3 separate regions of the Homo sapiens genome follow, and regions 2 and 3 are each linked to region 1. The links are chromatin contacts, found by Hi-C or POLR2A ChIA-PET in ENCODE. All regions are on one chromosome and are shown on one strand. Each heading gives the region's core, a stretch centred on a gene start or an enhancer-like site at or near the end of the contact. The rest is flanking DNA. Distances are from core to core; before and after follow the strand shown. Region 1 holds the start of ATAD3A (ATPase family AAA domain containing 3A). Region 2 holds the start of INTS11 (integrator complex subunit 11). Region 3 overlaps SLC35E2B (solute carrier family 35 member E2B).

Evidence for each region. A loop is a pair of places that touch in the nucleus more often than their neighbours do. ChIA-PET counts read pairs that join two places held with the same protein, here RNA polymerase II (POLR2A). Pooled maps may share reads with other maps.
Region 2: a loop to region 1 is called in a pooled map, with 9 times the contacts of the local background. The contact joins the promoter of INTS11 here to the promoter of ATAD3A in region 1. A Hi-C loop is called at or near these places in 1 of 168 maps with a recorded cell type or tissue (ovary), 1 of 37 single-sample maps with no recorded cell type and 7 of 50 pooled maps. POLR2A ChIA-PET finds 5 or more read pairs at or near these places in 2 of 52 experiments (MCF 10A and activated CD4-positive, alpha-beta T cell).
Region 3: a pooled map shows a loop between it and region 1 (7-fold over the local background). The contact joins the enhancer-like site here to the promoter of ATAD3A in region 1. A Hi-C loop is called at or near these places in 3 of 37 single-sample maps with no recorded cell type and 5 of 50 pooled maps. POLR2A ChIA-PET finds 5 or more read pairs at or near these places in 1 of 52 experiments (RWPE1).

The regions. Positions count from the first base shown.
Region 1 is chr1:1,510,807-1,513,515 of GRCh38, reverse strand. ATAD3A (ATPase family AAA domain containing 3A) reads right to left here and starts at 1,354. Exons shown (of 16, transcript NM_001170535.3): 1 at 1,043-1,354. The coding sequence starts at 1,247. RefSeq lists silencers at 1,237-1,396, 1,847-2,046 and an enhancer at 1,547-1,606.
Region 2 is chr1:1,323,283-1,325,991 of GRCh38, reverse strand. It overlaps INTS11 (integrator complex subunit 11), which reads left to right and starts at 1,332. Exons shown (of 17, transcript NM_017871.6): 1 at 1,332-1,411. The coding sequence starts at 1,384. CPTP (ceramide-1-phosphate transfer protein) reads right to left here and starts at 1,190. Exons shown (of 3, transcript NM_001029885.2): 1 at 890-1,190. RefSeq lists silencers at 734-1,233, 1,414-1,543 and an enhancer at 2,362-2,709.
Region 3 is chr1:1,677,463-1,680,171 of GRCh38, reverse strand. The region is part of intron 2 of SLC35E2B (solute carrier family 35 member E2B); the gene reads left to right. Among named protein-coding and RNA genes, the nearest start is that of SLC35E2B, 14 kb to the left of the region's middle. RefSeq lists an enhancer at 2,118-2,167. Within about 2 kb of position 1,276, at least 15 of the 41 ENCODE cell types and tissues checked have a DNase peak (open chromatin) inside an H3K27ac peak, as active enhancers do.

The DNA of each region.
Region 1 (2,709 bases), core at 105-2,604:
AGACCAAGGCACTGGCAACGCCGGCAGAGCGGACTGCGGGTCAGGAGCTCCGGGGCCGCCAGGACTGGAGCAACTCAGAGGCACAGGTCTGCACTATGGGGAGGCGGCCTGAGGCTGCTCAACCAGGCCTGTACCACTGCAGGGGGCCGCAGGCTGATCACTACGATTCAGCTTCTGGAAGTGGGAGAAGTTTCAATCTCTAAGTGAAGTTAGCGGGTGAAAACCCCCAGGAACTAGGACACAAAGGAACCCTCCAAATAAGCCTGCAGCAAGAAAGTCAGTCACCAACATCCGCTGTCCTCCGAGGTGCCCTGAAGTCCAGCCCTTGATTCCCATCCTAACCTGATGGTTAAAATTACCGAGGAAGGCCATGAGCAGCGGCTCACGCCTGTCATCCCAGCGCTTTGGGAGGCCGAGGTGGGCGAATCACCTGAGGCCAGAATTCAAGACCAGCCTGAACAACATGGTGAGTGCTCACACCCTGAGGGCCTTGGGTCAGGGGTTTACTCAAGCTGAGCAGCACGGCCTGGCCTGTGGCTTCACAGACCTCGCCGTGCAAATGCTAACGTCTTCCAACAAGAAGTGCAAATCTGCTAGTCTCGTTAGAATCAAGTAACTCTCAAATACGCTTCCCTTGTTACGTGGAAACTGCTAGCAACCACCCAACAAACCCATCTACCCATCTGGCCACGCCTTGGCCTGTGCCACGTGGAGGCGGCAAGCGCAGAAGGATCCCGCACGCTCGGCGGTAACTGAAGACCACGGCCAGCCCCAGACCCTGACCCCTGTAACCTATGAGCGCCACCTCCGCACCGCTTTCCGCACCTGACCCGCTCCTGACAGCTGCAGAGGTGCAAACGGGTGACGGAAAGAGTCCGATCCTCCCGGCACGCGACACGGCTCCGGCCGGGGGTGCTCCGGGGGCGCAGTCTCGCCCGGGAAGTGGCTGCCGACAGCGGCGAGGAGCGGCAAGGGCCAGGGCTCCCGCTTCCCCGGCCCGTCCCGCCCGCCCGCCCGCGCCGCCCCGCCCCGCCGCACTCACGCGAGTGCTCCAGCTCGCGCGCCGCCTTGGCGGCGCGCTCCAGGCCGGTGGGGTCGAAGTTGCTCCATTTGTCCTTGGGCGCCGGCCGGTCTCCCAACCCGCGGTCCCCGCCGCCCTCGGCCCCGGGCTGCGCGGGCGGCAAAGGCGGCGGCGGCCCCGCGCCTTCACCCTTGGGGCCCTTGTTAATGCCGAAGAGCCACGACATGCTCGCACCGCCGCCGCCGCTACCGCCGCCGGGACCCCCACCCGAGTCTGACTCGCGCGCGGCTGGGAGCAGCCTCCACGCGCCGCGAGCCGGTGGTCACCGCCACTGCGCAGGCGCCACACACACCCCTTCCTCCCGGCGATAGAAGCGCGTAAGGGACACGCGCGCAGCCCTTGGATTGGCCCCGAGGACAGTGACGCCATAGCGACGGCGCCGCGACTGCCGAACAGGCTTTGGGAGCCAGCGGGGCGGGAGCGGCGAAGCATCTGGCTACGGGAGCCACGCCGGGACAAAATTCCCGAGGGACGTAGGCGAACCCAAGGCAGCGTCAGCCCCGCGCCGCATCCGCGTGGGCTCCGTTGCTAGGGGCTCCGTTGCTAGGGGCTCCGAGGAGTTCCGGCCTTGGCGGCAGCGGGTGGCAAGTTTCCAGGGAGCCCCAAGGTTCTCGATCCGTGCGGCGGGGCGCCCTGCGGTGAGTCCAGGACGCAGAGAAGAGTCTCGCGGGAACCTCACCCGAGGCGGCACCGGCGCCCGGGCAAGCCGAGCCCTTCCGCGATGAGTCGGCGCCCTGGGGTCGCTGCGCCAAGAGCTCAGGAGAGGCGCCTCCCCTCCTCGGTGTCTCCGCAGCCCGCACGGCCCTCCCGCCCAAGACCCCGGGGCGACCCCTTCCCGCGTGGCGGGGCCAGCGAGCTCCTCTTGCGGGGCGTGGACGGGGCCGGGGTGCCCGGGCAGGCGCCGCCCCGGAGCCCACGGTCCACGCGCTCCCAGCGGCCCTGACTTTCTCCTTGATGGAACTGGTTGACTTCACGGAATATATGGAGTGACTTTTCCCACTGGATTGGAAACTGTTTTAAGCCTGAATAATGTTAGATACAATGAGTTCTAAACTTCCCTTCAAAGAATCAGTATATCAGTATGTTCAGTCTTTGTCCTGCATTTTAAAGTCTACCTTCCTCGCAGTTTCAGTAAACAACCTTTTCCACCAGTTCTAGTCAGTAGTTGACATCTGTTGCCCTGGTCACCTGCTCCGTCCTAACTAATCCCGGTCTCCTGCTTTGACCTGAGTCACCTTTAGTTACCTGTCCCATAACCATTTTTCCCGCCAAACCACTCACCCCGCCACTCTGGCCCATACTCCTGCTCCCTTTAAAATAGCCAATGGGCACTAGTTTAGACTGTGCATTCTAACCCTAGCCAATAGGGGAACCACACAGCAGTAGGGGCTACCCGCGTCAGGAATAAGAACCCCTTCCCCTCCCTTGTCCAAGCGCTCGCCATTGCTCCATCTATGAGATGTCCCCTTCTATAGAAGTAAATTATCTAGCTGAGAAAAATTTATATTCGAGTTCTACTTCTTTGGCGGCACAGAAAATTTACATATAACACAGTGAGCTGCCGAGATCTCGTCACTGCACTCCAGTCTGGGCGACTGAGTCAGACTCTGTCAAAAAAAAAAAAAAAA
Region 2 (2,709 bases), core at 83-2,582, 190 kb after region 1:
TCTCCCCGGGTGCCCCACGGGCCCGCACCTGCTCTGGGGAACCTGAGAGTCAGCTGCATTCCACCTCGACCAGGAAGAGGGCCTGGGGGTTCCTAGGCCGGTTGGTGCTGGGAGCCCTGTCCTGGCCTCCCTGGCTGCAGGGACTCCATCGGTGGGGGAGGGGGAAGGGCACCCAGCCGTGGTGAGAGCTCCTGGCCAGGAGCAGGTGGGCAGGTTGCTCAGCACCCTAGGACTGGGCCCTTCATCACTAGGGATCATGGGCTGCAAGCCCTGCCCAGCCCGTGGCCCAGGCTGCTGGAGCACTGGTGCCTGCAGGGTGCTGAAGCCTGGCGTTGCAGGCCCCACAGGTTGGGTTGCATGCTTGGCACCAGGCGGAGGCCCCAGATGTGAGCTCACCGGGCTTCAGGTGTGGGGGATGGCTGCTCCTGGGCCTCAGAAAGATGCAGTCCCATAGACTTCCAGCACGCCCCTCCCCTCCTCGGGCCTTAATTTTGTCCACTGAGAAGATGGTCTCTGAGGCTCTGGGGTTTCCTTCTTGGTCACCAGATATTCTGCGGGCCTTGCCTTCCTGCCCAGATTCGAGCCAGTGGCAAACAGAAGCTGCCAGGAGCTTCTCAGAGCTGTGGCTGGTGGCTCGGTAACAACAGGAAGGGCAGTGGCTGTGCAGGAGGCAGGCAGCTTGCCAGCCCAGGAAGGTGACCCAGGACACCTCCAGGCCTTTCCCAGGGCAGCCCAACGGCCCAAGGTCAGGGCCGGGCGCGAGGGCGGCCTGAGCACAGAGCACGGGGGCTGACAGCAGGCTGGGGGGCCAGCAGGAGACGGGGCCCCACGGCGCCCCAGGCCTTGTGGGTGGGACCAGACCCTGTCGAGCGAGCGCTACGAGTCTCACCTGGGAAGGGGGCTTCAGATGGCACCGGACTGGATGGGCACCGGTTCGGGTCCCTGCTCCACCGAGAGGCCCAGGAAGGGGCGGAGGCCCGGGGTGGTGTTGGGGAGGGGCCGACCTGAGCCACGGCTCCGTCCTGCGCGGGAGCCGGGTCCTCGGCCGCCCGCCCGCTCCGGCCCTCTAGGACGACGTCCCCTCCCGCTCCCGGCCCCTCGGCGACTTCCGGACCGTGCGGGTTGGGTTGGGCAGGTGCGGCCGCCGAGTCCGAGCCGCTCACCTAGGCCGTAGCCGCCGTGCGGGCCCCGTCCCCGCCCACCGCCCCGCCCTCGCCCCGCCCTCGCCCGCCGCCCTGATTGGTTGGATGCTGCCCAATCAGGAGGCCCGGCGCCCCGACCCGCGTTTCCGGCTAGCGCACCGGAAGTTGCAGCGAGGTGGTTGCGCCTGCGCAGTGCATCACCGCAGGCGGGCCTCGCGGGTCCGGGAGCGCGGCGGAGACGATGCCTGAGATCAGAGTCACGCCCTTGGGTGAGTGGGAGCCGCCGGGAGGGCTGTGGGGTGGGCTCCGTATGCGGCTCCGGGCGGGCTGGGCGCCCCGCTCCCTCCCGTTTCTCGTGGAGCCAGGTGCGCGCCGCGGGCGTCCTCCGGTCTCCTCCCCGCGCGGGCCCTGGTGGGAGCCGAGAGGCGGCCTAGTCCCTGCACCCCGGGCCTCCGGCAGTGACGCGAGAACGCGAGCCCCGAGGTTCAGGCGGCCGTGAGGGGACGTCGCAGATGGGGCCGCGGGGCCTTCGCGCTCGCTGTGCGCTTTCGTCGGTGCCTTGACCTCCCCGTGCCGCGCGCTGCCGCCTCCAGCCCTACCAGCCCTTCAGTCCCTTAGCCCCTCAGCCCCGCAGACCCTCAGCCCCCCAGCTCCCCAGCCTCTCAGCCTCCCAGCCCCTCAGCCCCCCAGCCCCTCAGCCCCCCAGCCCCCCAGCCCCTCAGCCCCGCAGACCCTCAGCCCCCCAGCTCCCCAGCCTCTCAGCCTCCCAGCCCCTCAGCCCCTCAGTCCCTCAGCCCCCCAGCCCCCCAGCGCTCCAGTCCCCCAGACCCTCAGCCCAGCAGACCCTCAGTCCCCCAGCCCCTCAGTCCCCCAGCCCCTCAGCCCAGCAGACCCCCAGACCCTCAGCCCCCCAGCCCCTCAGCCCCCCAGTCCCCCAGCCCCCAAGCCCCTTAACCCCGCAAGCCCCTCAGCCCCCCAGCCCCGCTTCTGCCTCCTCACGTCTTGCTTTCTGTCCACCACTCTGTGTGCTCACGCCCGAGTTACAATCAACTCTCACTTTAGCTCTTGTTCTACCTGATTTCTGCAACACTGAAAAAAATAGCAAAAAACGCAAATATGTACTCCTAAAAGTCCTGACAGTCTGGGCACTGTGGCTCACGCCTGCAATCACAGCACTTTGGAAGGCAGAGGTGGGAGGATCGCTTGAGCCCAGGAGTTCAAGACCAACCTAGCCAACATGGCAAGACCCCATCACTCCAAAAAAAAAAAATGCTAAAATTGGCAGGGCGTGGTGGTGTGTGCCTGTGGTTCAAGCTACTTGGGAGGCTGAGTTGTGAGGATTGCTTGAGCCCAGGAGGTTGAGGCTGCAGTGAGCCATGATTGTGCCACTGCACTCCAGCCTGGGTGACAGCAAAACCATGTCTCAAAAGAAAGTCAAAGTCGTAACAGTATAGAACGATGTGAAGAAGGAAAAAATTAGTCAAAATCCAGGGTCTCAGAAACAGCTGGAGGGACATGGTGTTGGTGGCCAGTCATCCTGATGTCCTTAGCGTTTTCCACAGGTGCC
Region 3 (2,709 bases), core at 27-2,526, 170 kb before region 1:
GCACCACCATGCCCGGCTACATTAAAAAAAAATTTTTTTTTTTTGAGACGGAGTTTCACTCTTGTTGCCCAGGCTGGAGTACAACGGTGTGATCTCGGCTCACCGCAACCTCCGCCTCCCGGGTTCAAGCGATTCTCCTGCCTCAGCCTCCTGAGTAGCTGGGATTACAGGCATCCACTACGCCCGGCTAATTTTGTATTTTTAGTAGAGACGGGGTTTCTCCACGTTGGTCAGGCTGGTCTTGAACTCCTGACCTCATGATCCACCCTCCTCGGCCTCCCAAAGTGCTGGGATTACAGGTGTGAGCCATCGCGCCCAGCATTTTTTTTTTTTTTTTTTTTGACGGGAGTCTCGCTCTGTTGCTCAGGCTGGGGTGCAATGGCGCGATCTCAGCTCACTGCAAGCTCTGCCTTCCAGGTTCAAGTGATTCTCCTGCCTCAGCCTCCCGAGTAGCTGGGATTACAGGTGCCAGCCACCACACCCGGCTGATTTTTTTTTTGTACTTTTAGTAGAGACGGGGTTTTGCTGTGTTTGCCAGGCTGGTCATGAACTCCTGAGCTCAGGTGATCCGCCCACCTTGGCCTCCCAAAGTGCTGGGATTCCAGGTGTGAGCCACGGCGCCTGGCCCAGAACCTTAAGTTCTTGATGTACAGAGAACGGCAGCGTCAGTGAAGTGTGATTTCTGTTTTTTTGTTTCCACTAATTGTGAGCAAACATTAGGGTGGGGACTGGGCTGCTTGTGTGGGTCCCACAGGCTTCTTGGAGCACAGTGTCAGCAGAGAAGGGGAATGGGGGTCCTCATTGCGGGGAGCAGTTTTGCCTGGGATGCTGTGAGTTTCTCAGAGGGAAGCTAAGTGGACAGACTGTTCTGGCAAGAGGGAGATGCTTGCCTTTTGAATTCCAGGTTTGCCTCGACGTCAGGTGGGACGTGACTGGCGTCGTCTGCACACGCCCGAGCCCACGTGCTGTTCCTTGCTCCTGGAGGGGTTTCTTGAGCGTGGCCTCCTTGCCATGTAAATGAATTTGGTTTTAGAAACTCGCTGGTGGTGGCAGAGCCTGTGTAGCGGGTGCTGTGACAGCGTCCCCAGCCAGGGGGCAGCCTTCGAGGTGGGAGGGAGAGGTCAAGGGCCGTGAGGCCTAGTGAGGTGGGGAGTGAGATCCACGCCTGCCATGAGCTCCACCCCTGCCTTGCGGAGCCCTGTCGCGAGTGCTCTGTCCTTTTGCTCTGCCGCACCCTTTGTTGTTGGATTTTCACCTCAGGAAAGCCAGGTAGCTGCTCCACCCCCAGCCAGGGCCCATCAGTCCGGGAAACTGGCACAAAGTCTCCTAGCTCCCTGGCTCAGGGCCCAGCCAGTCCTAGCTCCAGGGAGGCTGCAGCCCATGGAGGTTTAGCTCCCAGCTTGTTGTCACCCCAGGCTAAGCAGTGGGACTGTGCTGCTGAACAGGAAGAAGGGAATGGTGTCTTTGTGGAGATCTGGCACTGTCAGTGGCCCGAGGAGTGGATGAGTCCTTTGTTATTCCGAGGCTGTGGGAACTGGTGGAGGGGTCGGCCTTCTCCTCACTGAGGCCTGGGGTGCCCTTGGAGGCAGCTGTCCTGGTGCACCGAGGGGTCAGGGCACACATGGGTGGCCTGGGAGCGTCTGGGTGGCACTGAGCTGGCGGTGTGATGGGCAGACGGGGAGACCTGGGTGCACAGACACACACAGCAGGGGGAGGGGAGGAGAGAGAGGAAGGCTGCAGAGGCCCTGGCATTGCCGCCACTGGGGAGAGGGCAGAAGCGCCTGTTCCCGGGTATGGGGAGGCCAAGTTTCAGGCACCTCTGAGCACTGCTGGGCAGGTGAGCTGGGGGAGAGGCCGGCCTGAGCACCCAGGCGAGGTCTTCATGGGGGAGGGGGTGGCGTGCGTCCCTCAGTGTGAACACAGAATATTTATGTATACATATGGCACGCACGCAAGTGCATAAACATAAACACAGAAGGAGGTCACGAATGAGGTGGGAACCCCAGTTTCCCGGGGGAGAAGTGAGACGAGGAGGGGTACTGGGTCGGGCAGCACGGCCGGCACCACACGCTCCCAGAGCGCCTTGGTGAGACAGGATGGGCGCCCCTTCAGATGCACAGCCTCCCCCGAAGCAGGAAGAGAAACCCAGGTGTGAGAAACAGGAAATCGGGCTGCCTGAGCGCTGGGATTGAGACCTGGGGGAGGTGGGGTCTCGGTGCTGCGGAGTCACAGTGGCGTCTGTGCAAAGCCCCAGCTGGGGGGATGATTCCCACTGGACCTCAGGAGGAAACGGCTGTTCTGACCTTCCTGGAGCTCGTGGGAAGGGAGGGGGTGTCTCGCCCCGAAGCCACAGTCGCCTGAGCGTGAAGCGGGTGTAAGTGTGGTTTTATACCACGGAGTCTGTCTAGAAAGTAGCATGGAACTTTAGGAGGCCGAGGTGGGCGGTTCACGAGGTCAGGAGATCGAGACCATCCTGGCTAACACGGTGAAAACCCGTCTCTACTAAAAAAAAAAAAATTACAAAAAATTAGCCGGACGTGGTGGCGGACGCCTGTCGTCCCAGCTACTCGGGAGCCTGAGGCAGGAGAATGGCGAGAACCCGGGAGGCGGAGCTTGCAGTGAGCCCAGATCACGCCTCTGCACTTCAGCCTGGGCGACAGAGCAATACTCCGTCTCAAAAAAAAAAAAAAAAAGGAAAAAGAAAGTAGC